3 separate regions of the Homo sapiens genome follow, and all the other regions are linked to region 1. The links are chromatin loops, found by intact Hi-C in ENCODE. Cell type or tissue: endothelial cell of umbilical vein. All regions are shown on one strand. Links, peaks and the distances in the headings refer to the core of each region. The heading gives the core; the rest is flanking DNA. Region 1 overlaps KIAA1755. Region 2 overlaps RPRD1B (regulation of nuclear pre-mRNA domain containing 1B). Region 3 holds the start of LOC124904899 (a long non-coding RNA gene).

The links. A loop is a pair of places that touch in the nucleus more often than their neighbours do. Peaks named below come from ENCODE experiments on the same cell type or tissue, not always from the same donor. Only the 100,000 strongest peaks of a DNase experiment are listed, where the experiment ranks them.
Region 2: a loop joins it to region 1, with 8 times the contacts of the local background. A loop is called at or near these places in 41 of 110 quality-filtered maps.
Region 3: it touches region 1 in a loop (8-fold over the local background); 10 of 110 quality-filtered maps call a loop at or near these places.

Annotation. Positions count from the first base shown.
Region 1 is chr20:38,215,969-38,226,620 of GRCh38, forward strand. KIAA1755 reads right to left here. Exons shown (of 14, transcript NM_001029864.2): 8 at 9,697-9,813; 9 at 7,570-7,668; 10 at 6,481-6,629; 11 at 3,662-3,800; 12 at 2,276-2,398; 13 at 1,285-1,506. Among named protein-coding and RNA genes, the nearest start is that of KIAA1755, 39 kb to the right of the region's middle. RefSeq lists enhancers at 1,547-2,746, 3,161-3,662. In endothelial cell of umbilical vein, for the core only: CTCF peaks have their summits at 5,318 (motif pointing left) and 6,879 (motif pointing left); DNase peaks (open chromatin) are centred at 5,293 and 6,893.
Region 2 is chr20:38,067,299-38,077,950 of GRCh38, forward strand. All of the region lies in intron 6 of RPRD1B (regulation of nuclear pre-mRNA domain containing 1B), which reads left to right. Among named protein-coding and RNA genes, the nearest start is that of RPRD1B, 39 kb to the left of the region's middle. RefSeq lists an enhancer at 6,067-6,176. In endothelial cell of umbilical vein, for the core only: a CTCF peak has its summit at 6,329 (motif pointing right); a DNase peak (open chromatin) is centred at 6,223; H3K27ac peaks cover 1,403 bases.
Region 3 is chr20:38,108,662-38,119,313 of GRCh38, forward strand. It overlaps LOC124904899 (a long non-coding RNA gene), which reads left to right and starts at 1,357. Exons shown (of 2, transcript XR_007067580.1): 1 at 1,357-1,874; 2 at 5,959-6,217. RefSeq lists a silencer at 1,126-1,420 and an enhancer at 3,392-3,891. In endothelial cell of umbilical vein, for the core only: a CTCF peak has its summit at 4,955 (motif pointing right); a DNase peak (open chromatin) is centred at 4,980; H3K27ac peaks cover 424 bases.

The DNA of each region.
Region 1 (10,652 bases), core at 3,247-8,246:
CTGTGTGACCCTGGGTGAGTTATCTGACCTCTCTGTTTCCTTAGGTGGAAATGGGCATAATAGTAGTACCTGTCTCATAGGATCGGGGCGACAATAAAATGATACGTGAAATGACTAGAACAGGGCCTGGCTTGTCATAAGAACTACACGGCCATTAACTATGGTCTTAGCAAAGAGCTGAGGCCTAGAGCAGTGAAGACTGTGGTTGAGGTCACAGAGCTCACGCAAGGACATGAAGCCCCAGACTCCAAGGCTCGGATTCCGCCTGTATCGTGCTCTTAACTGTACACAGCTGGAACTGGGGGAGCCCTTTGCTGCCACTGCCAACATCTGCCTCCCTTGCCCACTGTCCCAAGGAGACAGAGAGTGCCCTGTCCTCCCAGGGCCCCAGGCGTGAGTTGACCAGAGTCCCTCCTGCTGCCCTCTGAAGCAGCCTGTGATCGCTGTGGCCTGCACGTGGGGCTGGCCTGACAGCTGGGAGGCTGGGGTCAGGTCTTTCTCATGCTTTGTCCTTGGTGACAAGTGCAAGGGGCAGCCAAGGGCACTGGGTCTGGGCCAGCCATGGGGGTCCCTGTCCCAGCTGGACCACACTCTCCCAGGCTGCTCCTTTGTCCCCACAGACCTCAGTTTTCCCATAATTTTTTTTTAAAGAGAGATTTGGCTACATGAATTTAGGACAGGTGGCAGCTCCTAAATCAAATCATCCTTCACCACTGCCCTCTTTGGGCAGTTTTCTCATCTGTAAAATGGGAACAACATTGGTTCCCTGTCATCAAAGAGGTATGGATAAGAATGAAGTCAAGTAAGGTGTGTGAAGTGCTCACAGGAGGTCTGGCATGGTGTACACACTCAGAAATGTGCACTCCCCTCCCAACAACCCCTCATCCTCACCATGGTCAAGCCTGCTTGGTGAAGGGATCTGTCGTCATTTCTCTTCTCTTTGGGGAAGCATATAAGGCATGTCACGGGGTACCACAGACACATCTATGTTCAAATCTCAGCTCTTCCCCTTCCTCTGTTTTTTTCCTGTTACAAGACTTGGGGAGTGAATCACGATGAGCCTCCGACTGTGTCTGGGTATCCCTGTCCCTGCTGTGCCCCCAGCCAGGGGATGGGGGTGGTGTCTGTGCAAGTGGGTGGGGGGGGGCTGTGTCTAGGTATCCAAGGGATGGGGGCGGTGTCTATGCAGTCAGGCCATGGGGCTGTGTCTAGGTATCCCTGTCCCCACCATAGCCCCAGCCAGGGGATCGGGGGGTATCTGTGCAGGTGGGCCGCGGGGCTCACCCTCTTGCAGAAGCGGTGCAGGTGGAGCAGCGTCTCGAGGTCCGTGCGTTGCCGCTCGGCCGCCATGTAAAAGTGGGTCAGCTCAGCCTGGAAGGCCCGCTGGGTAGAGGCAAAGGCTGCCAGCTCTGGGAACTCTGCACGTTCTGCCTCCCCAGCCCCTCTGGCTGTAGCTCCCAGCTGAGCGGCCTGCTTGGACAGCTCCAGGCCTCGGCGGTACTGGGCCTGAGAGGGGAGAGGAGGGGGCGCCCACTCAGCACCCACCTTGGCTGGGGCCTCCCTCGGAGGTCAGCAACCTCCAGCTGCCTTGCTGGCGAGCCAGGAGACTTCCTGAGCTTCAGTTTCCTCATCTGTAGAATGGGGACCCTAATAGCACCCACCTCACAGGGCTTAGCTCCTGGTGAGGGTTGAACAATTAAGAGCAGTTATCACGCTTCTGGAAGTCTCCAGGCCCTCGCCATGGCAGTTCACTTTGCCTAGCCGGGCTCTGCTTAGATGTTCCTTCTGGAAAACTTCTCTGACTCCAAAGGCTCCTGCTCTGAGTCCCCACATTCTCCCTTACTGTGCGCTTCCCTGTTTGTCCCCGCCCCCGCCCCCGCTCCCCACTGGCCTGAGAATTCCTGAGCGCTGATACGGGGCTGAATCACCCTGTGGTCCAGAGCCTTGTCACATCGCATCACGTTGATGCAGCTTCCCTGCCCTCCAACCCCCGGCTCTGTGAGGCTGAGTTATTAGGTCTAGGATGGGGCCCTGGAAACTGCATTTTAAGAAACCCTCTGGGGGATTCAGAATATTCTTTGGGCTTGGCCATCTGGTAAGAATCTCTGGGGGAGATAACATCTCAGCTGAACTCTGCAATCCAAGCTGGTTCCCTCACTGTCTCTGGAACTTTTCTTGCTCTTTCCCACCTCCACAGCTTTGCCCTGGCAGTGCCACCCCCTCTAACGCCCTCTCCATCTGCTCCAGTCCTGCTCCTCTGTTGTCTGGAACGCACTGCAGCCTGGAGGAAGAAGTTCTCAAATTCTGCGTGGGCTTTCTCCACTGTCTCCAAACTTCCATCCTTGGGGGTCAGTGATTGCAGGCACCGCCTTCCTTCCTGCTCCATCCAGTCGCTGACCTGGGGCAGGAGAGGCAGATTTGGACATGAGGGGCTGCTAGGAGACCTCCCTTGTCCAGCTCCCCCACTTCCTTGCAGGCTGAGGTCTTCTGTCTTCACTCATTCAGTGGCTAGGCCTGTGACCACTGGCTTGGACTGAAATTCTCCCAATTCTGGGCGTGGGAAGAAATGACTTGGGGAGGGGGAGTGTGTGGTCATGTTCTTCAAAGCGGGACCCTGGAGGGCATCTGGCCTGGCCAACGCCCTCAGTGCACAGTTATCTGAATGAAGGCACAGGGTGGTGAACTTCAGGCTACTCTAACCACTCAGAGACGCCGGATCATAAAAGGGGTGGCCTCAGGGGTGATGAGCTCCCTGTTCGGGTGTGTGTGTGTGTTTGTGTGCGCGTGCACATGCAAACAGTGCTGGAGAAGAAGCTGCAGGCTGCAGAGGAAAGTCCATGGGCCTGCTGGGAACTCACCATGTGAACATGGTAAGCCACTCCCCCTTTCTGGGCCTCAGTTTACTCAGTGGTAAAATGGGGTAGACATGAAGATTCAATGAGGGATAGAGGGTATATAATGGCTCTCAACCCCGAGTGGAAGTTCCTTTCTTATTCTGGGGCATCTTAAAGAGCCTATTCACTCACTTTATCTTCACAGATCCAATGTAGCACGTACTGATATTACCCCCCATTCAACAAATGAAGATACTGAAGCACTGAAGAGTTAAACATCTTGTCCAGGGCCACACCACGAGTAAGTGCTGGAGCCAGGAATGAACCAGGGCTGTCTGATGCAGGAGTGTGCCGTGCCCCACAGCTCCAGGCTGACAGGAATGTGTTGGTTCTCGGCACCGGCAGTCAGATGAAGCCACACCAGGTGCAGGTTCCAGAATCAGACCCCGAGATATGCAACCACAAGCAGGTAACATAATGTCTCCCAGCCTCAGTTTCCTCATCTGTGCAGTGGATGAAATCCTAGCACCTTCCCCATGAGTTCAGAAAGCAATGATGTTCACAACGGCTCTGGCCCAGGGCTTGGCACAGAGTTGGCGCTCAATAAGTGCAGCTCTTGGGGCTATGTTTTCACCCACTGAGCACTTATTGAGCACCAGGTCATGTGCTACGCCCCAAGGATGCCTGCCTGGCCTTTGAAGGATCGCCAGCTTGGTGTCCTTTCTCCAGAACAAAGCACCTGACTAGGGACGGGCCCAGAGTCGGGGCTTTCCTGTGGAATGTGGCCAGGCAGAACCCCCACACCCCAAGCCAGACACCCCTTTCACCTGGTGAATGGCAGCTTCCAGGCGGCCCAGGCGGACACGGAGCTCCAGCTTCCCCAGGAGGCTGTTGGAAGCGGTGACCAGAACATGAAGCTGCTCGTCCACAAGGCTGTACAAGGCAGTGGCTGCAGCCAGATGGCTCCTGGGAGGTGGGCGGAGGTGAGAAAAGGCCTCTGTTGCCCTCTTCACCCTGCTGTACTTCTGTCCCGCATAGGCCTGCCCCTCCATCTCTGTGGCCCCAGCCTGGGTTTCCAGCTAACTTGCTGTGTGACTGTGGGCAGGCCCTTCACCAAGGGCCTCAGCCTTGGTCTTCCATGGGACTGGGAGGACAAGAGAACACAGTAGGAAGTGAACTGACCCTCCCCCTTCCCTAGAAGGGAATGAAGCTGGCCGGACAGATCTGGGTTCAAAGCCCAGCTCTGCTGCCTTCTAGTAGGAGGCTCTGTGCAAATTTCTCAACCTTTCTATGTCTCTGCTTTTTATTCTGTGAGGTGGAGATAATCACAGAACCCACTTCATAGCATGGTTGTAAGGATTAAATGATCTAACGCCCTGGCCCTCAACTCTAGCTATACATTATAACCTGCCCTGGGAGCTTTAACAAATCTTAGTGCCCTGCCCCAGGCCAACAAAGTCAGACTCTGAGTGCAACCAACACACTGATGTTTCCCTTTTTTTTTTTTTTTTTTTTTTGAGACGGAGTCTCACTCTGTCACCCAGGCTGGTCACCCAGGCTAGAGTGCAGTGGCGCGATCTCCATTCACTGCAACCTCTGCCTCCTGGGTTCCAACGATTCTCCTGCCTCAGCCTCCTGGGTAGCTGGGATTACAGGCACGCACCACCATGCCGGGCTAATTTTTGTATTTTTAGTAGAGACAGGGTTTCACATATTGGCCAGGCTGGTCTTGAACTCCTGACTTCAGGTGATCTGTCTGCCTCAGCCTCCAAAAGTGCTGGCATTATAGGCATAAGCCACCACGCCCGGCTGAGACACTGATGCTTTCTAAAGCACCTCAGGCGGTTCCAGGGACAGCCAGGGCAGAGAACCAGCGCTCATGCGTGCAAAACACTTAACACAGTGCCCAGCGCACGATGTTTGTCAGGTCCGTGCTATTTCTATTGCAATGGTGGGAAGTAGCTGCAACATGCCTGCCGGCCCTGCCTCCATTTCACAGATGGGAAAACTGAGGTCAAGGGAGGGGAATCGACTTGCAGATGACAACCTGAGTTGGAACCCCACCCAGGGCTGTTTCTGCACATAATTTTAAAAAATGCTCAAAGCCACAAGTCACTAAGGAAGAAGTGTGGATGGGATTTCAGGCATGGTGATATTTGTGTGAAGGGAGGAATCTCCAACCCTGCTCTGCCCTCCTCTGCCTTCAGAGGGAAAATGGAAGAGAGAAGATGGAAGAAAAGCTTTTGACTTCCTGGAGGGTGCTTTGCTCTACCTCAGCCTCCCCATCTGACTGCAGCTCCCCACGGGTTGCCACCCTTGCAGGGAAGAGGTGTGGCCCAGGGTGCGTGAATAGGATAGAAAATCTCTGCCTGCCTGGAGAGGGAGGGACGGAGGGACGGGGACAGCCTAGGGGCTGCAGGGACCCGCTGCAGAACAAACGCCCACAGCAGCTCATGTGGGACCACAGTGACCCCTGCTGGAGATGCTGGTAGCTGCGGGTCTGCGGGGCCTCGGATGGACAGGAGGGGCCTGGGCTGGTGGGGCAGGTAAGGGTGGAAGAGGCTGAGAAAGGCAGTGCCAACCCCCACCAGGCACTGAGGGGCAGGGAGATGACCCCATACCAGTGCTGCCCGTGCGTCCATCTGTGTAAGCCTGCTCTCAAGTCTAGTGCAGCTCTGGGTGGTGTGTTCAAGATTCTGGGACCAGACTGCCTGGATTCAAGTCCGGGCCCCACCACATCCCAGCTATGTGACCCTGGACTAATCACTTACCTTCTCTGAGCCTCAGGTTCCTCCACTGTAAAATAGGCATAATATCTGCAGCTACCTCGGAGTGAATTAAGTGAGCTGGTATTTGTAAATCCCTGAGAAAAATGCTGGACACATACAAAGTGCTATTTAGGTCTTGGTTCTGTAAACAAAATGTTCTTAAAAGCTCATGCATACCAGCCCTTGACTTTGAATATAAGTAGCTGTGTTCTAAGAGGGTGAAAATACTTGCAATTACTGACCAATTTAATGACTGACTTTTCCCCACCCCCTAAATTTAAGAAAGCTGGGACTTTCCAGGAATGTCTATAATTTATTCTGGCTCTGAGACCCCTGAGACACCATGAGGTTCTCACAAGTGTGTCTGAGCAGCCTACCGGGAAAGGCAGGGCCGGGTAGGGGTTAAATGCCCAGAAGGCCTGGCTTCAAATCCCTTACCAGCCGCTGTCTAGCTGCTATTTCCCTTCGCTGAGCCTCAGTTACCCATCAGCCAAATGGACAATGTGGACCTCACAGGGTTCTTGCCAGAAATAAATGAGGCAGGCTCTTGCAGGGGTTCAGCGTGGTGTGTGGGTCAGAGAAAGTGCTTTTCCAAAAGGGTGACCAGAAATGGGTAGGCGACATCCTCTGATGCCCATCCCAGGCTCAAGATGGCTGGGGCTGAAGGAGGGAAAGCAGAGAAGGGGCGAGGAAATTGCCAGGGCTCAGGGCAGGTTTCTGTGACCAGGCGTCAGCCTGGGATACAGGCCCTGCAACTACTGCAAAGCTGGGCGCCCTCGGGGCTCAGCTATGTGTGCCCTAGGTGGTGTGGTCCCAGCTCCAAGCTCCTGGGCCAGAAACAGGATGGGGTGGAAGAGGAAAGGCCTGGACGTCTGTACCTGACATCAGGGCTGAAGTCCAGCCTGCTGGCATCATGCTGCAGCCTGGCCAGGGTGGCTCCACCTTCCCGCTGGAGGCCCAGTAGGCCGGGGTCCCTCAGCACAGCCTCCATCAGCTCCTTGGACTTGCTCAGGCACCTGGTAGCCTCCTGCCAGCGTAGGGAGGTGCCCTGAGGCCCCATCCCCACTCTCCCTCTGCAACCTTCCAAGGCTCCCCACACCCAGATCAAGTCCAACTCCCAGTTTGGCATTCAAGGTCCTCCAGAAAGTCTGTCATTTCTGTCTCTAAAACATCCCCTCTAGCCATGTCCCCTCTCGTCACCACGGCAACCTCATTGGTCCACCCTCCAGCATCTCTTGCTGGGACACCCATTCCAGCCTCTTCGCTGATCTCCCTGCTGCCCTCTGGCTCCCCCTACAGTCTGTTCTCCACATGGCAGTTGAACGGATCTCAAAGTGCAAATCTGATAACCCCTGGTTTAAAACTCTCCAGTGGCTTTCCCTGCAGGCTTCGAACTGAATCCCAGCCCAACTCTTCCTTGGTCCAGCTCCTGCTGCATCTAGAAGCTCCACTCATGCTTCTTTCCCACTCATTCTGCTCCACACTGGCCTCCTTGCTACTCCTGAACACCCCAGGTATAATCCCACCTCAGGGCCTTCACATGTGTTTGCCCCCTGCCTGGAGCACAGCCCCCCACAAAGGCAGGCTCCTTCTCAAACTTCAAGCCTCAACTTAAACTCCAGCTCTTCAGAGAGGCCCTCCTCCCTCCCTCATTATTCCCAATCTTACTTCCACAGGACTTGACACAATTTGGAATGACATACCCATTTATAATAGTTTGCTTTTTAAACTACCACCTCTGCCACAGCACCACGAGCCCCAAGAGGGCAGGGATAAGTCAGTTTGCTCCAGGCTGGTCTCCAGTGCAGGGTACAAAGTGGGTGCCCCTCAAATATGAGTCAAATGAATGATGAAAAACAGGAATAATGTCCTCCCCCTTTTCCCCAGGCCGTCCCCTTCTCGAAGCCCTTGGTCCATGGGGTCTGGGGTGTGATGTAGCTTCCCCAGTCACCATGCTCCAGGCTCACCTGCATCCCCCCAGGGGGGTCGGCCTTCTCGAATTCCTCGATGGAAGCTTGTAGCAGGGAAGAGGCCTGGTGGAGGTCAGCAAGGAAAGGGTCCAGCTTCTGCAGGACAGAGGACCAAAGGGCAGGTGTCAGCCCAGGCCAACCAGGAGGATGCCTCTTGCATCTCAGGAGCACAGAGGGGAGGTGGGAGGCAGTGGCTCTCCAACTCCAGGTGCATCAGAAGCATCTGGAGAGCTGGTTAAAACACAGGCTCTGGGCTCTGCTCCTGAGGTTCTGCTTCAGTTCCTCTGGGGCGAGGCATGGTAGAAAGTGCATTTCTAACAAGTTCCCAGGTGTTGCTGATGCTGCTGGCCTGGGGAACCACACTTTGAGAACCACTGGTGTTGAGTATGAGTGAGGGAGAAGAAAGGAGACAGGCCTGAGCGACTCCCAGGCCAGTGGGGATACCATGATTGGTAAGGAAAGGAAGAGGGCAGAGTTAGGGGAACATTTTCAGCTGAGTCCCACTTCGGCCCAGCTCCATCACTTACAAGCTGTGAGACCTTGGGCAAGTTACTTAACCTCTCTGTGTCTCTGCTTCCTCCTCTTTAAAATGGAGATCATAGTAGTTCCTGCCTTATAGGGTTGTGTGAGGATTAAACCCATTAATATATGCAAGGCACTTAGAACAGAGCCCAGCCCATACTGTGTTTATCATCATTCTCACTTCCATGTAGTGGGTCTACAGGTAAGATTTCATGTAAAGGAAAGGGTTTAAAGCTAAAATACAGTTCAAAAACCAGTGGATTCATTGGAGGCCTCTGGAAAGGGAAGCTAGGACCCTGGGGGACAAGCGGAAAAGGAGATTGTTCAGTAGGTATCTTTTTGGACCATTTGAAATGTGAATATACTTACTGCCTATTCAAAAACACACAATTTTAAAAAGATCACTTGGGCAAAAAGTAAATAAGCCACCATGTTACACTGTTAGTATAGACCGGCGGTTCTCAATGAGGGGTGACTTTGCCCCCGGGGACATTCAGCAATGTCAGGAGACTTTTTTAATTGTCATAATTTGTGGGGTGCAAACAGTGGGTAGAGCCAGGGCTGGTACCAAGCATGCCGCAATACACAAGACAGCTCCCAACAAAACAGAATTGCTCAACCCCAAATGTGAATAGGTTAAGGTTGAGCAACCCTGGTCTAGAGAGGACCCGGGGCGGGCATTGATGGGCATCGGTTTCGGTGTGGTTTAAGCCCACCGAAAGGCACCCTCGCCCTATGTGTCCTCGTGTACTAAATTGGGTATGAAATGCCCCCTCTTGGGGTTGTGGGGAGGAGGGACTGTGATTACACAGGAAAGGAGCCCAACACTGGCGGCTGCCTTATTTCCTCCCTCTTATAGGAGGGAACCAGACCCTGAGCTTCCTGAGTTGTGTGGGTCCATAGAGCAAGTGCCTGTAAATTTATTTTATTTTATTTTAAGATTCTTTTTGAGACAGAGTCTCACTGTGCCACCTAGGCTGGAGTGCAGTGGTGTGATCTTGGCTCACTGCAATCTCTGCCTCCTGGGTTCAAGCAATTCTCATGCCTCAGCCTCCCGAGTAGCTGGGACTACAGGTGCATACCACCATGCCTGGCTAACTTTTTCTTTCTTGTATTTTTAGTAGATATGAGGTTTTACCATGTTGGCCAGGCTGGTCTCAAACTCCTCACCTCATGTGATCCACCCATCTCGGCCTCCCAAAGTGCTGGGATTACAGGTGTGAATCACAGCGCCCGGCCCTGTAAATTTATTTTCAGTTAACATAGACCTAGCTCTTTACCCGTATTAACTAAATTAATCCTCACAAAAACCCCATGAGGAGGTACTATTATTATCCCCTGTTTAGCTGATGAGGAAACCAAGGCTCAGAGAAGGTAAGTAACTTATCCAAAATCACACAGCAGAGCTGGGATTGCAATGTAGGCAGCCTGGCCCCAGAGCCTGAGCTCTTAATCATTTGACTCTGTACCTTCACTGTAAACATTTGTTGAGTGACCGTTTATTTTTTAGCATAGCAGGGTTGATGGATCCATGGGACAGAAGAGTGAAGAGAAGAAGAGAAGGAGTGGGGGTCAGGGGCTAAAGGCTGTGACGGTAAACACCTGGAAGAAATGAACCCACTCGGTGTGGCAGTAGGGGAAGGGGCCTTCCAGGACTGCGGGCAGCTGGCTGGGGTCCACATGGTGGCTGAGGGCCTTCAATGAGGTCAGCACCTCCACCTGCAGACCAAAGAATCAGGAGAACCAGGGACTCAAAGTGAGGACAGTCATTTTAGAAGGTCCTGCCCAGATCCCTGCCCCAGCACCAGTTCATTTCCCACAAGTAAGGTTGACTCCAGCTTTAAAAGTTGCTTTGCCAGCAACCAATCTTCTCTGGAAACTCTGACAAATCAAAATTCAGAACCAGACCCTGGTTAGGGAATGGCAAATAAACAGCACTCATACTGCCACTCTCCTAGCTTGTGCCCAAGGCAGACATCATTAATCAATCATAGCACTCGTTCCCTCTGAGCTTGGCTCTTTCCCAGTACAGCTCTCCGGGCAATCATACAAACTGATGGAAGCTGGCCCTTGTGATGAAACTTCTTTGTAATCTTTGCACAGTTCCCTGAGGAGCCAAGAGCTGTTTCCTTCTTGGGGCTGGTGAGAAAAGTCACTAAATCCCAACAGTGTCCTCTAAGACATGGAAGAACTAGGTGACTGCTTCTGCCAGGCAGAGAAATTTGAGGTTTATGCTGGGAATAGCTCCAGATACCTAGGCTTGGGATTTGGTGGATTCTGTGGTTTTTTTGGACCCACCTGATATTCCTGCTACTCAAAGTGTGGTCCATGGGCCAGCATCGCCGGCATCACCTAGGACATGTTGGAAATTCAGAGTCCCAGGACCCACCCAGAACTACTCAATCAGAACCTGCACATTAATGTATTTCCCCAAGAGATCAGTAAGCACATTAAAGTTGGAACAGCACACCTCCAGCCCACAATCTGCCTCTTCACTAACCAGGAGGAAGGAGAGTTTTAAAATCACATCCCGAAGCAGGACAGAGGACTGACTGCCC
Region 2 (10,652 bases), core at 3,676-8,675, 150 kb before region 1:
TCTTCTTTTTTTAAGAGATATGGAAAAGAGTTGCAGCCAGTGGTTTTGTGAAGGAGGACACTTCTGAGTTAGAGAGCCAGTCATGTTGTATTTCAAGAAATACTTCTTAAATCCCACTCAGAGTAGACAAGGGACAGGGAGAGCCATGTCACCTCCATGCTCAGGAAACGTGCTCTGGCACAGAAGGAGGGAACATTGAGCTATCTCTGAGGCTGAGATCATTGTATTTGCCTTTCAGCATGGTCATCTGACTTGAGGGGAAATGAGTGGCAGGCACTTTTTACCGTATCCTTACCTGCAGTGATTCTGGGAACTGTGTTGCGTAGTGGTAGCAGGAACTTCACATTCGTAGCCTGCTTGAATGTGGAAGATGGGAAAGGGCTGTAAAAATCCTACAGCTTAGATTTAGACATCGGCACTGACCAGAGATCCTAAAGGGAGTTTTACAGGCAGTACCAGACGGTCATTTATCTGAAATGCTCATCTTTCACTGAGGAAGCATTTTCAGCACTGTGCCCCGGGACTAATAAGAGAGTGTAATTAATGATTCTGGTTGTAAGTCACCATGCCATCTGTTGAACTGCCCCTTGGCGACACATTAAGGGCTTTCTCTGATCTGTCAGACATTGATTATCATGAGCAGCTGTTGTTGGGTAGAACGTGGCAAGCAACCATAGAGGACAGAGTCTTTGAGGAGATCGGGTTGGTAGAGCTGGTTAACTCTTTGTTCTGTTTTCCCTCCCCACAGTTGCACTCTGCTCTGTATATTGTTGGGGAATCATTCTGGTTTTTGTAGAACTAGTGGTTTGCTGGACGCCACGAGAGGGCATTAAGGTGGAGAAACAGATTAGAGCTTTGGATGCGTTCTGTAACTTTCCAGTCTGCGTTGCTCTGCGCGGTTCATTCAGTGGAATGGGGCTGGCATTCCATTGCTGAAGAAGCGGAACAGAAAGGCCCCACCACTGGAACCAACGTACAGAGTCTGAACTGAAGGTTCTTATCTCAAACCATGTCTCCGAGGCACATGAGCAGAACCATTTATTGTAAAAAATAGAGCCGATTTGCTGCATTAAAGAAAGCAAATGACTAGATACAGTATAAGGTTTTTTTCTGAGATGGAGTCTCGCTCTGTCACTCAGGTTGGAGTGCAGTGACGTGATCTCAGCTCACTGCAGCCTCCACCTCCCAGGCTCAACCAATCCCCCGTCTCAGCCTCCTGAGTAGCTGGGATTATAGATTATAGGCATGTACTACCACGCCCGGCTAATTTTTTTTGTTTTTAGCAGAGACAGAGTTTCACCATATTGGCCAGGCTGGTCTTGAACTCCTGACGTCAAGTGATCTGGCCGCTTCACAATATAAGATTTGAGAGATGGTTTTAGTTCTTTTCTTTATCCACGCTTGCTAAAAATTTAGGCAGTCTGCTCTCCTGAACCTAAGATTTTTCTCTCACATTCTGTAATAGACTGGTCCTGTCCCATCACATCCCTATGGTGGTGGCCGAACTTGATAAATGTATGCCCCTTGAAAGATGCGTGAATACTGTGAATTCCTTCAGATTGTCCAAAAGTCTCTCTGCGTGATGGGGCAGTACATAAAGTTTACCCACTTTTTTAACATTCATTTTTGTAACACAGCCAGTCCGTTTTAAAACTTCCAAATCAGAATGCTAATTAAATATTTTATTTTTTAATCCTTTCATTGCCTTCAGGATATACATAGATGAAATTCTCAGAACTCTTTGGAGAAGTAGTTATTTGCTTGCGAGTCTGTTTTCATCCCAAAGCTCTAATATACTTAGGTTTTGTGCTTTCCTTTTTAACTTTGTATCTTGCTTTATGTAATAAGCATCTTTTTCTCTTTCACTTGGGAATTTTATGTCGGTGGCTCCTGCATGTCAGGATAGGGCGTGTGATGATTCAGAGCCTAGGATGTAGGAGAGGGAATTACGGCTCAAAGTAGGAGATTGTGTTTCTTCCCTCGAGGAAATCATATTCTGGTATAAAAAACACAGGTGAACATAAAACCAAACCACTTGATCGTACATAATGTAGATTAAGGAGGCATTTGGCGGTTCTGATTGTGGTTTAAGGTAAGTCCAAACTTCCTGTCAGGCAATAAAACCTTTTTGTAAAAGGAACTAGCAGTTGAAGAAGAGAAGCATGTTTATAAATGGGGAGCAGTTAGACTGGACCAGACAGGTATCTGAAGAAAGACAAAGTCAGATGTGGGAAGGAGGTGCTGCAGACCACCAGTGGGAGATTAAGGTCTGTGCTCTTTAAGAAGCTACGTATTCATTCAGGGAGTCAGCAAAGCCTGTGCCAGCCAGATGTACAAAGATGGGCACGATGCACTTCTCCCCTCAAAGGGCTTATGCTCTAGTCAGGGGGAAATAGCAGCAAACAAGGGGTTAGGGTAGAATTCAAGATAGGTTGTCAGTAAGGAAAATATTCTCACTTGTGTCTACCTTGAAATAGACCAAGAAAAAAATGAAGATGCTAATAATAATTTGATCAGATGCTTATTAAAATTGTGAGAGTTATCAAATCATGGACAGTTTCTGAAACTGTAATGCCTTCAGCAGGTCTCCCAAAGTTTGCTAGACTGTATACTCTTTGAGTGCTCTCACAGTGCCAGGAACATATTTGTTCCTCAGTAAATACTTGTTCTGTGAAATCCATCACTTGATGTAACCTTTTTCTATAGAGAAAAGGGTTTTTTTTTAAGGTTGCATTAAAAGTGGCTTAACAAATCTGATTTAATGATTGGTTGTAAAGAATATGTTAGTACGGAAAGGTAACCATTTTTAGAAGTTTCTGTAGGTTTTCTCCTTTGTACTACTTTTCTTTTTTCCTTTAAGTAGAATTATGCTTTATTCTGAGATAATCATCTTTTTTTGTTTGTTTGTTTTTGACTTTTGCTTCAGGGTGTCATGATTGACTTTGGCCTATGATGTTGGCCCTTAAACACCAGGCAAGGGTGGAAGGAATGCTGCTGAAAATCTGTGGGTAATGTTTTTGTCATGAACATGAGAAAACCTAGAAATGGAGAAGGCACGTGGAAGGAAGCACAAATGGCAGCCCAAAGAGGAGGTTAGAGAATGTGGAGGGTATAGAAGAAAGCCCATTCAGAAAGGCAAAGGCCAAAGATACCAGAAAAGCCTTCCAGCTTCACTTCCAGAGCAAAGAGAAGCTTTGTTTGTGGTTGACAGAGGTGACTACATTACTCCCAGATGTCTGCTCAAAGCTCATAAGACATAGCGTGAGTGGGTTGGATAGGGTTCCTGTCTTGTCAGCGTGAATAAAGCATGATACAGACATGTTCTGTTAGCATGATCAGTGCATGTGGAAGAGTGTGTGTGTGAGAAAGAAACCTATTTGTACAAGTATTAAGGAAAGAAAAAAGGTCAGGAACCTGCAGTTTTCCCTTCTTAACTGTGATTTTTTTTTTTTTTTTTTTGAGACAGACTCTTGCTCTGTTGCCCAGGGCTAGAGTGCAGTAGAGCAATCTGAGCTCACTGCCTCCCGGGTTCAAGCGATTCTCGTGCCTCAGCCTCCCGAGTAGCTGGGACTACAGGCGCATGCCACCACACCCAGCTAATTTTTGTATTTTTAGTAGAGATGGGGTTTTGCCATGTTGGGCAGGCTGGTCTCGAACTCCTGATCTCAGGTGATCCACCTGCCTTGGCCTCCCAAAGTGTTGGAATTACAGGCATGCGCCTCCATGCCTGGCCTTAACTGTGAATTTTATTCAGATCATGGTGTCTGACTGTCAGCGATCTAGAACTGAAAGCAGATAGTCCTGTGTTGACCCACATGCCACATGGTGCACACACACAAAGATGATATGCCACACAGGGAAGAGCTCTTGAGAAATTTGTTCCAAGCTGCAGATTTATTGTTTTAGTTGAGGTGAAATTCATATAACGTAAATTAACCATGCACTTCAAAGTGCACACATTTTGGTGGCATTTAGTACGTTCACAGTATTGTATCAAGTTCCAAAACATAATTGTGTCTGGCTTCTTTCGGCACGATGTTTTCAAGATTCATCCCATGTTGTAGCATATATCAGTACTTCATCTCTTTTATGGTAGAACACTAATCTGTTGTATGGATGTGACACAGTTTATAACCTGTCTATGGACATTTGAGTTGTTGCCACCTTTTGGCTCTTATGAATAGTGTTGCTATAAACAGTCATGTGGAGGTTTTTGTGTGGCCATATCTTTTCATTTCTCTTGGTTATGTATAAATCTAGGAGTGGAATTGCTGGGTCATATGGTAATTCTATGTAACATTTTGAGGAACCATCAGACTGTTTTCCACAGCAGCTACATCATTTTACATCCCCACTAGCAATGTGCGTGGGTTCCAGTTTCTCCACATCCTCATCAACATTTGTTATTGTCTCTTTATTTTCGACAACCTACATGTGCAGGTTTATCTCATTGTGATTTTGATTTGCATTTTGCTAATTACTAACGATACTGATCATCTTTCAGTATGCTTGTCGGCTGTTTATCTTTGGAGAAATGTGTGTTCAATTCCTTTGCCCATTTTCAAATTGGGTTATTTGCTTTTTTTGAGTTGTAAAAGTTCTTTATATATTGTGGATAATATACCTTTATCACATAAATGATTTGCAACTATTTTCTCCTATAAGTTGTCTTTTCACTTTCTAGGTAATATCCTTTGATGTGCAAAAGTTTTTTATTTTTATGAGTTCCAATTTATCTATTTTTGTGGTTGTTGCTCATGCTTTTGGTGTCACATGTAATAATCTGTTGCCAATCCCAGGTCATGACAATTTTTTTCTGTGTTTTCTTCTAGAAGTTTTATAATTTTATGTCTTAAATTTACGTTCTTAATCTGTTTTGAGTTAGTTTTTGTATGTGGTGTGATGTAGGGGGGGACCAACTTCATTCTTTTGCCTGTAGATATCCATTTGTCCCAGCACCATTTGTTGAAGAGACTACTCTTTTCCTCCACCTGAATGCCCAGCACCCTTGTCAAAAATCAATTGGCCACAGATGTATTGGTTTATTTCTGGATTCTCAATTCTATTCCATTAATGTATATGTCTATCCTATGCTCATACCACACTATCTCCATCACTGTAGTTTTGTAGTAAGTTTTAAAATCAGTAAGTATGAGTCCTCAGAGTTCTTTTTCAGTATTGTTTTGGCTATTTAGGATCGCTTGCAATTCCCTATGAATTTAACAATCACCTTTTCCATTTCTGCAAAAAAGGTAATTGAAGTTTTACTAGGGAATGCATTGAGTCTGCGGGTCACTTTGGGGAGTATTGCGATTTTAGCAGTCTTAAGTGTTTCAGCTCATGAACAGGGGATGTCTTCACATTTATTTAAGTCTTCAATTTCTGCTGCAGAATTTTAAAAAGCACTCTAGGAGAGTGTCATTTACTGATGCATTTGATATTATAAAGGCCCTGTCTAGGTTTTGGGACCACAGATGGAGGGCAGTGGTATCACCTTTCAATAATGTTAACCCCCACCTCTAGAAGATATGAGTATTTTGTGTATGGACTCAATGGAGTCACCAGGGCACAGTCACAACAGCAGCTTTACAAAGTAAAGTGACACATAGAGGCCTGGATATCTAAGTAAAGTGATTAGCAGGATTATTGAGCTGGACAGAACCTTAGAGATCATATAATCAGACTTCTGAATTGGTGAAGAAACCTAGAGAGAGAGGTAGCTGCAGACCAGCATAGAGTCCAAGGCAGACATCTGGTAACTTCATCAGATTTGTACTTTTGTTTTGATTTCAGAATTTTGATTCTGCAACATCAACAGCAGGAAGACATCTTACACAGAATAGTAGCCAAAGTTTAATCATTTAAACAGTTCCCAAGAATCTTGTTGTAGAGAAATGACATTTTATGTGGGGTCATAAAATGATTGCATGAAAGCATTCTAAGTGTGAAAGAACCTACTCTGCCACCAAGGTTCTAAGTACCTGCCTCGCTGTACCCCTGCTCACGCTCTTGCTCTGATAGGAGGGGAGAAATTGGCTCATGAACTTAAAGCTGCTGGTGTTTCTCCTCGCTTGGCACCTCCCCCTTGGCTGTAATGACTACTCAGGAGTAGAGCCTCTGACTTCAGACAACACAGCTGGGAAGGGGGAAATGGTTCAGAATCCAACATTGCCTTATGACTCTTCATATTTCTGTTTGATTGTGGTTATAACAACTTGAGAAATTCTTTGGCTACAGTTGAAGGGGTGCTCAACCAAAATGATGGCAGATTGTTGTTTTTGGCAGCACCTCCCTGCAGGGTGCAGATGGTTAGAAGCTTTTGTTTCAATATTAGGCCAGGCAGTAGGGGGAGATAGAGAGCTCCTTTTTTGTCAACTTTGGAGTAAATTCGTCTTTCCTATGATGATCAAAGCCAGTATCTCAGTGTCCTATCATGGTAAGGACAGATGGGAGCCGGTGATCTAATTGTCATTTTAGGTAAGAGCCCTTGGGTTTATGTGAACACTTCAGGGTCACAGAGGAAGCCAGTGAGGACCAGTACCTGGATCTTCTGACTCCTAACTACAGTGATCATCCACTGTGTTCTCCTGGGAGCTGAGAGGCCCTGCCTAGTGCCGGCCCCCTCCTCTCAGTCCTCTAAACTCACTGCCCTTCTGTAGTATTCAAGTCTGTCCTCCCTAGGCTGGCAGCTCTGTCAGCACCCAGGTTGTTAGAATAGTTGTTAAAACAGGTCATTCTGTTGCCAAGTAATTACGGGGCCTTGCACTCAGTACCTTCCCACGAAGCAGGCCGTAGTGTGCTTACTGCTCTCCCTTGCCTTTCCATCCCCTACTTTGATGTGGGAGTTTTCTTTCTTTTTACTTTTCTTTTATTTTCTTTTTTTCCGCCAGTTTCCCTCCAATATGTGAGGACTTTTATTGAGTTAATGTGTGGGCTTCTGTGAGTGATTTGGAGTTCCTTGGATTTCTTTTATTCATTTTAGTCTACTGACCCTACTGCTTAGGCCCAGTTTATAGCTGGAGCTTTTATCTGTTGGGTGTGTGTGTGTTTCTTTATTACAATGTGAAACCTATGATACTTATTTTTCACTCCAGGAAAATAATGCCACATTATAATGTACTTCACATACTTAGTGACTTAAGAACATGATTTGCCAACATTTGAGACTTTGAGACTTTACATTGAAAAAGTGACACGGTTTTAAGGCTTTCCCAGCAAGAATTCATGCCTTTAGCCATAGTACCGTTTTCATATTTGTAGCCCAACTTCTGTGGGCAGTGTAACCCCTGCTTGATGGAACAGTGCCACTGAGTTTCAGCTGGTATATGTAGCACTAATTTTTCATATTTATGGAATGCATATAATATGAAGTTAAAACAGCACCTGGGCCTCTTATTACTCCTGCCTGCCAGAACATTCACTCTGGTTCAACTAGTACTCAGGGTTTTTGTTTTTGTTTTTGTTTTCTTTTTTTGATTGTAAAAGTAATACATCAGAGGAAACTTAGCAAATAAGTATAAAGAATAAAATTAGTCTCATTACCCAGAGATAACTATTTTTAATTTTTGCGTATTTCCTTTTCCTCTTAGTTTAAAATTAAACTGAATGATAACTTGCAGATAATTTTCTGTCATGCTTTTTTCTTAACATGATTATTTTTCCTTGTAAATAAAAACTTTATAAACATTGTAAATGATTGCTTGAATACCTGTGGTTGGATAGTCAATGATTATTTGTATTGAGCACTTGTATGTTTCTGTCTCTGTCTCTTAGCTTTAGGCTAACTTTCAGTGTTTGGATTATTTTCTTCCTGTAGATTTCTAGAAGTGGTTCTATGTATATGTGCAGATGTCTGCTTGTCTTTTAAGTATACTGAAGGTCATATACATTTCACGGTCTCTGCCACCAGAATGCGTTCCTGCTGTAGGAGTTCTTGTCTTTTCCAAAGCATCTTAACCAGTCTAGGACTTCATTGAGCTTATTTTGTATAAACCTCTATACAAGTTAAGGATTAGTCTTTTGTTTTATGAAGGAGTAAACACAGAATAGTTTAATTAGACTAATGGAGCTCTCTTCTGGCTTTTAAATGATCTTGTTTACATTTGAGATAGCTGTGTGAAAATAGCACATACTTCTACTATAACATTGACTTGAGTGAGCATAATATTGAGAGCAAGGTTCAGATTGCAGAAATTTGAGCTGCCTGTTTGACCTAGTGGGTGCAAGTTATTTTGAGCAAGGTTCTATTTTAGTCTTTATGAATGTTCTTACTACTGTTAAGGTGGGCCTTCTACTCCCACTTAAAATTGGGATTCTGAAGAAAGTTAAAATTGGATTGTGGCATACTTTGCAATCTTGGAAGTTAATCTCTGACTTTGTTTTTCTGTCTCTAAAATGTTAGACTTGAAATAGATCAGAAAGAGTCATTTTCTGAGATCAGGGCAAAGTATTCTGGTTATAATCAGGAGTCAAGTGAAACCTTTGCAGATGAAAGCCATGAGCCCCAAAGATATGGCATGCTTTATGTGAAGAGGATGGTACTAGCCAGCTGTCATGATGGCTGTGCAAGCCTCCTTATTTGTTTTTTTCCTTATTGAGGTCCTTTATCTTTAAACATCTGTAGGAAGAAGTATGATTAGCTCTCTTTGCCTAATTCTGCCAGTAGCTACTTTGAGAATTTCAAGCACAATAACTTCGCAAACTTCAACTCAACAAAAATTTACCAGCAGCCTTTCTGAGAATTATTGGGGTTTGGACAGTAATTATGAATGGACAAATCCTACTTTTACTCATGATGTCCTTTTCCCAGTCCTTTCCTTTTGCTCACAGTGTGTCTGTTCTGTGGGGCATAGACTCAGTAGGAATTGTTCCCTTTAAGATACCATTTACCCCAATTATGGTGCAGTGATGATGATCTGCTTTGCATATTTCAGGTTCTTTTTGGCTTTTTCCATTGAAGCCAGTGGTCCTCCCAGCGTTTTATCTTTGATGTGACTTTTCATTGATAAAGTAACACTTTACCTTCCTGGGACAACAGATTCCAACACCTTAACTAATCTGAAGTTGTTAGCTTCCACCTTCCCTCGTCACATGGGACCTTTAGGGCCAATTTATTTTCCTGCCCACATGAGAAGTCTCCAGTAAACTAGCTGAAGGTCCTCAGCATGTAGCATGCTTTGTCTCTCCAGTGTTTAAAAGAAATCATCACATTCACATGAGCATACCCTCTGCACCACCCTCCCTTTATAACTACCACCATATCCACTTCCCTTGCTGCCTCTGCTTCTCAGCCTGTTGCAGCTTGGCATGCATGTCTACATTCCACCCAAGTGGCTGTCTTCAGAATTTCCCCCCTTCCCCCCACCCCTGCCCCCAGTGGTCTAATCTCAAAACCCAAAAGGTACTTCTTAGTCTCTGCCTCTTGGCTCCCTTTCTCTTTTTGGCCCTGTCTGCAGCATTTAATATTACTGTATTACAATGTATTTGCATTTCTGGTTTCTGTGTACCACCCTCTGCTGGTTCTTCTGCTTTTTCATCCTTCAATAAGCTTTTCTCCATGCCTTTATTGTAAATGTTGCCATTCCTTTAGCCTTTTCTCATTCTGGACCTTTTTTTTTTTTTTTTTTTTTTTTTTTTTTGAGATGGAGTCTCGCTGTTGCCCAGGCTGTAGTGCAGTGGTGCGATCTGGACTCACTGCAACCTCCCACCTCCTGACTTCAAGCAATTCTTCTGCCTCAGCCTCCTGAGTAGTTGGGATTACAGGCACCCACCACCACACCCAGCTAATTTTTGTATTTTTAGTAGAGACGGGGTTTCACCATGTTGACCAGGCGAGTCTTGAACTCATGACCTCAGGAGATCCACCCGCCTCAGCCTCCCAAAGCGCTGGGATTACAGACATGAGCCACTGCACCAGGCCTGGACCTTTTCCTTGAGTGCTTTATACTTAGGCTGGCTTCAGTTACCAACTGGATGTTGATGGCCTACCTCTAGATCTCTAGGTCAGACCTCTTCCATGTACTTCAGACTCATGTATCTCATTTCCACAGACACCTCAGACAGTATGGCTGCGACAGACTGTCTCCTTCCTTCTCACCTCTCCTTTCCTTCTCTTTCCTTGGCTTGGAGAGTGGCAGTGCCATCCATCAAAATCAGACACTAGGCCTCATCCAGTGTTTCTCCTGATTTTTTTCAGCTCCCAAATCTGTTGCTTTGGCCTCCTTGTCACAGCCTCTCCCTCAGTTCCTCTGCTATGCCTCTGCCAGGTTGACCTCCCACCACCATCTTCCATAGCTGAGTAGGTGCTACGCCAGTGTGGTTTTTGCTCCCTCTCAATTTTTCATGAATCTGCCTCCCTTCTCTGCGTCTTTGTCTCCACTTCCATCACCTTAGTCCACTCTGTCATCATCTGTCCCCCCTGGATCCTTGCAGTAGCCTCATGACTGATCATCTACATCTGCTCTTAGGCCCTATAATCCATTCTTCACATGGCAGCCCTATGATGTGTTCAGAATGCAGCTCTGAGCATGTCATTCCCCTGTTTAAACATTTAAGTAGCTTCTCATTATTCCTAGTTCTTCGAATATGGGCCCAGTGGCCAGGTGTGGTGGTTCACACCTGTAATCCCAGCACTTTGGGAGGCTGAGGCAGGC
Region 3 (10,652 bases), core at 3,002-8,001, 110 kb before region 1:
CTGAGTTATTGGGTTCTGAATTAATGAGGTTTCTGTGTATTTCCTAACATGTGCTATTTCAAACTCTCAGATACTTAGATTGGGCAGTTCTCCTCTCCTTGGCCCAGGGGCCCACTGTGTCATTGTGGCCTGTCAGATCTGCATCCGGGCTCAAAGCCAGGTTACATGCATTCTGCTTCCCTGGATAGGATCTCTGTGACATTGCTACCCTGGAGGATTTGTTTCTACTTCAATTAAATCAGATTAGTCCACTCACATGCTCTTGTCTTGGGCAAAGAGCCCTGAATTTGGAACCCAGTTGAAGTCCCAACTCCATCACTGCAGAACTGGGTGACTTGGGACAAATCACTGCTTGGCATGGGGCTGACGTATCAAGAAGGCCTAAGTATTTCCGCATCTCCCTGGAAGCCTTCTCCCCATGTTTAACATGAACAGCTGCAATGAGAGACAGCACTGGGATGCTTACAGGCAGCAGCTCCAGACCCCCATGATCTGAGTTTAAGTCTGGATCTCATTACCTAACCTGCTCTTTGGCCAAGTGACTTCACTTCCCTGTGTCTTGGTTTCATCATCTGTACACTGGGAAGGATAATAATAGGCTCTATCTCATAAGGTTATGGGGACTTCATGAATTGCTATTGCTCAAGTAACAAGCTATATATCTGCCAAATCAATACAAGTTGTTTGCTGATACAGAACAATCTGTGTAAACTCAGAGAGTGACAGCCTGAGATGGGGCACAGCTGGACCCAATCAGGAGGTCCTGGAGTATGAACTGTGTCCGCTTAAGGTCACAGCTGTTGTAAGAAGATCCTGGAGAAGGACCCTGGCCAATTGCAGGAGGGTGGCCAGGCCTCAAAATCAAGTTCTCCCAGGAAGGAATGGATGATGGGGAACAGTTTAACCTGTAAGTGAAGAAAAAGCAAGGACAGTGGGACTCAATGGCTCTGGATGAAGATGGAGCATAAAAATGGTTCTTGCCTTGAGGTTAAAACTGGGGCAAGAGACGGATGTTCCAGTGGGGAGGGCTTCTGCCCCATGACCAGGAAGACATGTTGGCCCCACCGAGGCTGGCTGACCCTTCTCGGCTGGGGTGCTGTAAGGAGCTTCTTGGTTAAGGTGCAGAATGGGATGAGATGAAGCATGTAAGGCCCCTCCCAGATCCAATGGTCCAGACTAATATTTCTGTTGGCTTTGAGATTGGACTGCTGATAAGTGTGGTAGGAACAAAGCCATTGCTATTTTAACATTCCAAACTTTGAAGCTTGCCAAGAACTTTATAAAGAGTGTCTGCTCAAATTTCCCAGGCCGCCTCCTGATGAAGTGCTCAGTGGCCTGACATTGCTATGAGACCCTCCCCGCTTCCTCCCATGGATTATGACACAGGGATGGTGATGACAGCTCCTGGCAAGGTCAGGAGTCAGCTCAGCCTGGCCTGAGTCATGGGAAAGTAATTTATATGAGAGCTGTCATTGCTTAAGAACCCAAAGTAGGTAGGACCTCCAAACTCTCTTGATATTTGCCATAGTTGCCTTTGAAACCTCAAAAAGGCCATCCAGACCTGGCCCCTAGTTTACCCGGAATGCAGTGGTGTCTGGACTTTATTTGAATGGCCTGCAAGTCTGTAAAGTCATTCCTAGTGGTAGATTTCTTATCTCCTCAGCCAAAACAAGCACAGAGAGTTCTGGTTATGAGGCAATAAAGTTTATTAGGCTCTGGGATTACATTATAGCATGACCTGTTATACACGGTTTCAGAGATGCTGTGGTTCCAGTCAAGCTCCCCCCACCATCATCTACCCGGCCAACAATGGAACAGACTGGTAGTGAACTCCTGGTCCCTGGAGGCAGCAAAAGAAGCCACTTACCTGAGAAGTATGTTATAGAGGGTATTCTGCAAACTTAAGTAGAAGAGGGGCTGCAACCTTCAATGCCTACAAAGGCTGAGAAGGCAGTGAGGAGGAGGGAATTTGGCCCACTTGGACAGGAGAGACAGATGGTGTGCCTGCCTCTGCAGACGGCCACTGCTCAGGTCAACCAGGTGTTGGCATGCCGGATTGCATCGCCAGATTGTCCGATTTTTCTAAAAGGAAGCTGAAAACCTAGATTTGTATGTAAGAATCTCTCGATTTTAAATGTTGGAAACTAATTTGGATCTTGTTGGAACACCAGTTTGCCACTTTTGCAAGTAGAGTTACTCTCTGCTGAGTATCTAGGGCAGGAGTCTGCGCAGCTGACCGCGGTCTCAGTAAGAACCCCTTGTTATAAGAAGAATCTGTTAGCCTTGGGTCACAGTCTGTAGCTTTCTTCAAGTTCATCCTGGCCTGCCACCTGCAGCCTTGTGTGGAGCCATTGGCCTGAGGGTGAAGGGGCCTTGGTTCTGGTCCCAGCCCTGACACTGATGACCTGTGTGACCTCAGGAAAGTCTCTGTCCCTCTCTGGCCTGTTACCCCTTCTGGAATTAGCCTAGTGTGTCTCTGGCCCCTGCCAGCTCAACCAGTTTAGGCCTCCACCTGGGAGAAACCCACAGTGGAGAATTTTCCAAAGCAGAGCTGGTTCTTGATTTGGGGTAAATGATTGTTTTCTTTCTTTCCTTCTTTCTTTTCTTTTTTTTTTTTTTAATTTAAGAGACAGGGTCTCACTCTGTTACCTAGGCTAGAGTGTAGTGTGTAGTGGTATGATCATAGGCCACTGTAACCACAAACTCCTGGGCTCAAGCAATCCTCTGGCCTTGGTCTCCTGAGTAGCTGGGAGTACAGGCAAGCACCACCATGCCCAGCTAATTTTCACATTTTTTGTAGAGATAGGGTCTTTGTATGTTGCCCAGACTGGTCTCAAACTCTTGCCCTCAAGCAATTCTCCTGCCTCGGCCTCTCAAAGTGTTGAGATTATAGGCTTGAGCCACGGCATCCGGCCTATTTTCTAGACTGATTGTGCATCTTTAGGTATTTCCAAAACTGAGAAAATAATTTACCAGAAAGGAGGCCTCCCAGTGACTTCCAGCATTTGTGCCGATGGCTGATGGAGTGACCTGTTAGCATTTGTCAAATGCCAGTGGTGAAGGTTAGGTGGTGACAGAAGGTAGATGGGGCTTGTGACTGACGGAAAACAGCAGGTGAGGGGTCACCCCAGAGGCCTCTCATCTCTGTCCTTACTTACTGCAGCCTGGGTAGTCCTTCCTGTCTGTGGGCCTCAGTTTCCTCCTCTGAAAATGAGAAAATCAGTTTGGCTGGATGGTTTCTGAGTCCCCTTTGAGCCCCGGAGTTCTGTGATTCCAACGAATTTATGTTTCAAAGTTGTAGTTTTATCAGCTGCACAAGGACTTAAATCTTTTTTTCAATTCAACAGATGTTTCCCCTTCCTTCCTCCCTCCCTCCCTCCTTCCTTCCTTCTTTCCTTCTTTCCTTCCTTCCCTCCCTTCTTTCCTTCCTTCCTTCCTTCCATCCTTCCTTCCTTCCTCTGCCTTTCTTTCTCTCTTCTCTTCTTTCTTCTTACTCTGTCATCCAGGCTGCAGTGGCACGGTCATAGCTCACTGTAACCTTGAACTCATACAGATGATCTTGGAGATAGCTCTTCTGAGGCCTGCCAACAGGTAGTAAATGAGTTTGGAATTGGACCCTCCACCAGCCGAGCCTTAAGATGACCACAACCAAGGCCAACACCTCGTGAAAACCCTTGAGTCCGAACCACCCAGCGAAGCCACAGAAACAGAGAAACCACTATTAGTTCCAGCTGCTAAGTTTTTGGGTCATTAGTTCAGCAGCAATGGGTAATCAGTGCAGCCCTTCTGCCACGAGCTGAGCTCTTGGGGCTGGGGCTGGGAAGGGAAGGGTTAACCCCAGAGCCCAGACTTTCAGGTGGGCAGCAAGGTTAGTGCCTCCAGCTTGGGGGACCGTTCATTACAGAGTTACCCAGTGGTTCAACCAACGTTTGGGTCTGCTGCCAGCTGGGCCTCAGCCCTCCTGTGGCACCTGTCAGGGCAGGAGCATTCTGTTGTGGGGGGCGGGGGGTGGGGGAGGAGGGACATTCTGGAAACTGACTGATTCATTAGCAGCTTTGCCTCCCTGCATCTGCCCGCGATGCACCAGCTGCAAGTAGAGCCGGCACAGCTGATCGGCCTGTGTTCCTGGCAGGGGTCAGGGCTGCCTTGACTCCTCAGCTCCCGACCCTGGGCCTATGGTTTTGAGTCCAGAGGGAGGTGTTGAGGAGCTCCCCTAAACCCCAGAGACTGCTGATAAACCAGGCCCACAGGCAAGGCGCACCTCCTGGGTGCCATCCCCATCTTGTTTAATCCTCATGGTAACCCTCCCAAAGTAGGCATGCCCATCAGCGCCATGCTGCAGGAGGAAACCGAGGCCCAGGTTTGTGCAGCTGGAACGCACAGAGCTCTCTGACTCCAGAGTCCACCTGATCATCCGCTCTGCTTCCTTGGCCCCACCATGGGGAGCATGATGGATGTGGTGCCTCAGTGGTTTGGGGGAGCTGCTTCGAGGAAGAAGGTGGGAGAGTTGAGGAGGCAGGGCTCCTGACCCCCCTACTCCCCGCTCCACCGAAAGCAGCTCTACTACTCTGTGCTATGCCATTAGGGGATCGGGTACAATGTTTCACAGTGTTTCACAAATGTGTGGTCTGAACAGAGAATGTTCCAGTCCCAAGTCCCCATACCGTGTGACCTGAGGAGCCAATAATAACCCCTGTCTCCTGAGGAATTATGGAGAATTCAGTGAGGTCAAACAGGCAAAGCTCAGAACACAGTGCCAGGCACACAGTGAGAGCTCAGTGTGGTGGTGGTGGTGGTTGTGGTGGTTCAAGGAAGGATTCGCTTTAATCAAAGGGCCTGTGGTATGGAGAAAACATTCCTCTAGGCAATGGGGCGCCTTTGGAGGCTTCTAACAGAGTGACCTCCCTCAAGTTTGTGTGTGGAGAGGCCTCCAGCCCAATGCCCACCACATGGGGGAGCCGTGTTCTCTGCCAGAAAACTTGAAATAGGAAGATAAGCCTGGTGGGGCGGGGTTAGGGGAAAGGGAGGAGAAATAACCGTTGTGGGTTTTCTGCGAAAGCAGAGCCTAGGGGAGGTTGAATGGACAGTGACAATATTAGGGATTGAAGTGGAGCCATAAATCCTGGCTCATTATCCCCAGAAACCAGAGGGATCAGGTTGACTTGAAGAGGAGCCAAAGGTAAGAAGAGAGGCTGGCTCCCAAGGTGAGAAGAGCTGAGGTCCAGCATGGGGAAGGACCAGCCTCTCCCTCTGAGTCCAGGTTCTTTCTCTGGCACTCCTGGAGGCAGCCCATCCTGTCCCTGCATGAACCCTGCCAGTAATAGGGAACTCAATGACATGTGCAGTAGCCTGTTCTCACGAGGTTCATCCCTGGATGTTCAAAAGAGCTTCCTGCCTGCCGAGTGCAAACCTTCCCCCAGAAGCTTCATTCAATAATTCAGTAAGTCTCTGGGCACCTACCATACGCCCTGCCCTCATGAGGAAGGAGCAACATAGCACTGAGCAAGACAAAGTCCCAACTCTCAAGGAGCTTAGGTTCAGCTGTAGGAAGGCAAATATTATACAATGATATCACATAATGCCAGATGATAATACGGGCTATGACAAAAATTAAAATAGAGTGACATGACATAGTGACTACCCTTGATAGGGTGGACAGGGAAAGTCATGAAACATTTAAGGGCAGGCATAAATGACAAGAAGAGACTAGCTATGGCAAACTGCATTTTCCAAAGATGGCTTGAGCAGTATCTCCCATCACATTCACTCTTATGCAGTGTGACTCACCACTCCTTCAGCAAGAGATGGAGTCTATTTCTCCAGCCTTGATTCTGGGTGGGACCTGTGATTGCTTTGACCAATGGAATAAGGCAGGAGTGATGCTGTGTTATTTCTGGATGTAACCTTTAATTACTCCAGTAGCTTTTGCTTCTGGGTTCTTCGGACTCTGTTTCTTAGGCCACTTCCTCTTGGAATCCAGCTGCCATGCTGGGAGAATTCTAAGCCACATGGAGTGGCCAACCATGTAACTGGGCTCTCAGCCAACAGCAAGCGTCAACTGCCCACCATATGAATGCGCTGTCTTCCATCCAGCCCTCGAGCCTTCAGATGACTGCAGCCCTAGCCCCCATCTGACTGCAGCTGCAGAAAGAAACACTCAACTGGGCACAGTCAACCCCGGAAACATAATAAATTACTGTTTTGTTTTTGTTTTTGAGATGGGGTCTCACTCTATCACCCAGGCGGGAGTGCAGTGGTGTGATATCGGCTCACTGCAACCTCCACCTCCCAGGTTCAAGCAATTCTCCTGCCTCAGCCTCCCGAGTAGCTGGGACTACAGGCGCCCGCCACCATGCCTGGCTAATTTTTGAATTTTTATTAGAGACGGGGTTTTTCCATGTTAGTCAGGTTGGTCTCGAACTCCCAACCTCAAGTGATCTGCCTGCCTCGGCCTCCCAAAGTGCTGGGATTACAGGCGTGAGCCACCATCCCCAGCAATAAATTACTATGTTATGTCTCTAACTTTTAGAGTATAAGAAATAAGTAGAACACCACAGAATAGCTTTGTGCAAAAGCCCTGAAGAGGGAAAGAGTTTGGGATATTTTGAGAAATCAAAAAAGTCCAGTTTGGTTACAGCAGAATGGGTGACTGGGGAACTGACAGAGAGAGGCAGGAGTGCGCCAGACCATGCAGCTCATAGTAAGGACAACAGGGAGACATTGAATGGCTAGGCAAGGGCATGCATGATTGGATTTATGTTTGAGAAACTCCCTCTGGCTGCAGGGAGAAGAATGAATTCTAGGGGGTTGTGGTATTTTTTAATAATGTTGAATTTTGGGAGGCTAATATTCATTTTTTATTTATTCATTTTTTAAGAGACAGGATCTCATTCTCTGTCACTCAAGCTGGAGTGCAGTGGCTTGATCATAGCTCACTGCAGCCTTGAACTCTTGGGCTCAAGGGATACCGCCACCTCAGCCTCCGAGGTAGTTCAGCCTCATACAATGAATTGGAGTTTATTCACTCTTTTTCTATTCTCTGGAAGAGATTATCAAAGATGAATGTTAGATAGCACTTACCAATGAAGCCATCTGAGGTTGAAGTTTTCTTACTGGAAGGGTTTTAACAACTGATTCAATTTATTTAATTGTTAAAGGACTATCTAGGGTTTTTTATTTTGTCTTAAATCAAAATTGGAATGTTATACCTTCTAGTATGTTGCTTATTTCACTTAAAATTTCAAATTTATTGGATCAAAATTTTTCAAAATAGCCTCTTTTTTCTTTAATGTTGGCAGCATCTGTAGTGATGTTCATTTTTTATTTCTAATATTTTTGTGCCATTTCTCTTTAATTAATCTTCATGAATATTCATCTTTTAACTGGAGCATTTGGTCTTTTGATATTTAATATAATTTATCAATGTATATGGGTGCAAACCCACTAGCTTATTTTGTGATTTCTCCCCTCCCCTCCCTCTGTCCCTCCCTCCCTCCCTTCCTCCTTCCTTCCTTTCTTCTTACCGCCTCCTCCCTTTCTCCCTTCCTTCCTTCCTTCCCATTTTGAACTGATTACTTTTGCGTTCTATTTCCCCTCTCCACTAGTTTGGGGATTATGCACTGTTTTTATTCTTTTAATGTTATCATTGAAATTACAACATGAATATTTAACTTACTGAAGTCTAAATATAATCAGTACCATTGCTCTTCTTCCAGGCCTTAGAACACTGCTACTCTAATTTGACATATACTCCATGGTTTTGGTGTATTCTAATTATTTTTTTAAAAAAGATAAACTCTACAAGACATTAATGTTATTGTTTTATGTAGTCAGTGCTCAGCTAGACTGGCAGATGGATTGATCATTTCTTTGTTCTTCACTTCTCCTTTCATCTCAAGCCTTCCATCAGTGTTCGTATTTCTTCTACATAAAGTGTACACTGTAACAAGTTTCAACAAGCAGAATGTGCTCTATTCTTTTTTGTCTGAGCATGCTTTTATTTAACCCATATTCTTGAAGTACATATTGATGAGCATGGAATTTTAGTTGGGTAGTTAATTTCTTTCAGCACATTGAATGTATCATGTTACTATCACCTGGCTCTGTTGTTGCTGTTGAGAAGTCTTCATCACTCTGTCATTTCTTTGAAGGTTATTTTTCTTATTTTCTGGTTGCTCCTTAGATTTTTCTCTTTGTCTGTGATGTTTTTCTCCTTCACTGTGATGTCTAGACGTGGATTTATTCTTATCACTTTCCTTGAGATTTGTTGGGATTTTTGAATTTGTGGATTAGTACCTCTCATCAGTTTTGGAAAGTTCTCTGTCATTATTTCTTCAGTTAGTGTGTCTGCCCCATTTTCTCTCTTGTATTTTTCTGAAACTGCTATTAAATAGATGTCAGATATTTTCAGCCTCTCTTCCATGTCTCCCAACTTCTCTTTTATGTTTAACACCTATCTACTTCTCTGTACTATATTCTGGATCATTTATCTTCTGCCTCACTCGTGTTTTTCTTTAGCTCTGTTTAATCTTCTATCAAACCCAACCATCGACTTCTATGTTTCAGTTATTGTATTTTTCATTTCTAGAAGTTCTATTTGGGTTTCTCTATTTTTTCAGTTATTAAAATTGTTGCAAAAATATGTAACATAAAGTTTACCATCTTAACCATTTTTAAGTTTACAGTTCAGTGGTACTAAATACATTCATAATGTTGTGCAACCATCAGTATTTGGTTCTCTTTTAATTCTGCTGGTACTTTTCATGGTTTCTGTTCCCAGTAGATATTTGTAAGGTAACATGCCTTCCTTCCTGCGGTGCCCCATCTAGATTGCTAATCCTCACTTATCTGTACCCATCCTCCCAAATCTGGAGGTAAGTCTCATCTCCTTTTAAAACCTTTGACTGGACAGTCATGGTAGAAACTAAAGCCATCATCATTTAATCATTTTGTGTTTACTCAAAAAACAAAGAAACAAACAAACTTCTATTAAGTTCTAGGCTGTTCTCTAGGGCATGCAATAATGAATCAGGCCTGGAACCTTCCATGGAGGACCTGTTTCCCGGGGGGAGGCTGATATGAGAAAAAGGATATTTAGAATGAATTCCACATACCTTCTTTGAATGCCAGCTGTGTGCTGGTCACATTGCTGGGTTCTGAGTAAGCAGGAGGTAAGATACAATCTTCTTCTCAAAGTTTGTAGTAGAGTAGCAGAGATGAATGGGCCCTTAAGTAATCATGTAAAATGTCAAAAATGCCAGGCACATGATTGGTGCCTTTTAAATAATCTCTGAGTGAATGAACGGTGAATTGGCGTGGGAGTTCAGAGGAGAGAAAAATTTTTTCTGATTGGAACATATTAAGGAAATCTGTAATGGCATTTGAGTCAGGCCTTAGAAATCTGTTACTTTTGGACATCCAAAGACATAGGAGAAGGTAGGGGCAATTCAAGTAGGAAAACAGCATGAATAAAGGCATGGACTGTCTTTTTATTTTAAACTGCTCTATTGAGATATAATTCATATATCGTGAAGTCCGCCTGTTTGAAGTGTACAATTCAATGGTTTTAAGTATACTTAAGAGTCGTGTGACCATCACCATAATTTAATTTTAGAACATTTTCATCATCCTAAAAGAAAACTACTCATTAAGTCATTCCTTATCCTCCTGCCTCTCCCACCACCACAGCCACAAGCAACCACTAATCTATCTTCTATCTGTTTATTTATTCTGAACATTTCATATAAATGAAATCGTACAATATGCAGTCTTTTGTGACTGGCATTTTTCATTTACAATAAAGTTTTCATGTTTCATCCATGTTGTAGCATATATCAGTACTTTATTCCTTTTTATTGCAGAATAATATTCCATTGCATGAATATACTGTATTTTGTTTACTCCTTTATTCACTGCATTCAAAGAATGGATGTTTACTATCATCCATTGATAGACACTTGGGTTGTTTCTACTTTTTGGCTCCTGTGAATATTTGTGTACAACTTTTATGTGGGCATATGTTTTTTATTCTGTAATTCCACCAGGAATGGGATTGATAGGTAAAATGGTAGCTCTATGTTTAACCTTTTGAAGAACTGCCGAACTGTTGCCAAAACAGCTGCACCATTCGATGTTTCCAGAAGCAGTGTATGAAGGTTTTAATTTTTCCACCTCCTTGCTCACACTTGTTATTATCTGTCTTATGGATCATAGCGTTCTGCTGGGGGTGAAGTGGCATCTCTTTGTGGTTTTGATTTTCATCTCTTAGTGGCTAATGATGTTGAATGTGAGCACCTTTTCATGTGCTTATTAGCCATTTGTATAGCTTTTATGGAGAAATGCCTATTCAAATCCCTTGCCCATCTTTTTGGGGGGAGGGGGACAAGGTCTCACTCTGTCACCCAGGCTGGAGTGCAGTGGTGCCATCATAGCTCACTGCAGCCTCAAACTCCTGGGCTCAAGGGATCCTCCTGCCTCAGTCTCCAAAGTAGCTGGGACTATTATGTGCCACAGGTCCAGTTAATTGTTTTTTTGTTGTTGTTTTTTAGAAATGGGGTCTTGCTATGTTGCTCAGGCTGGTCTTGAACTCCTGGCCTCAAGACATCCTCCTGCCTCAGCCTCCTAAAGCACTAGGATTACAGGCATGAGCCACT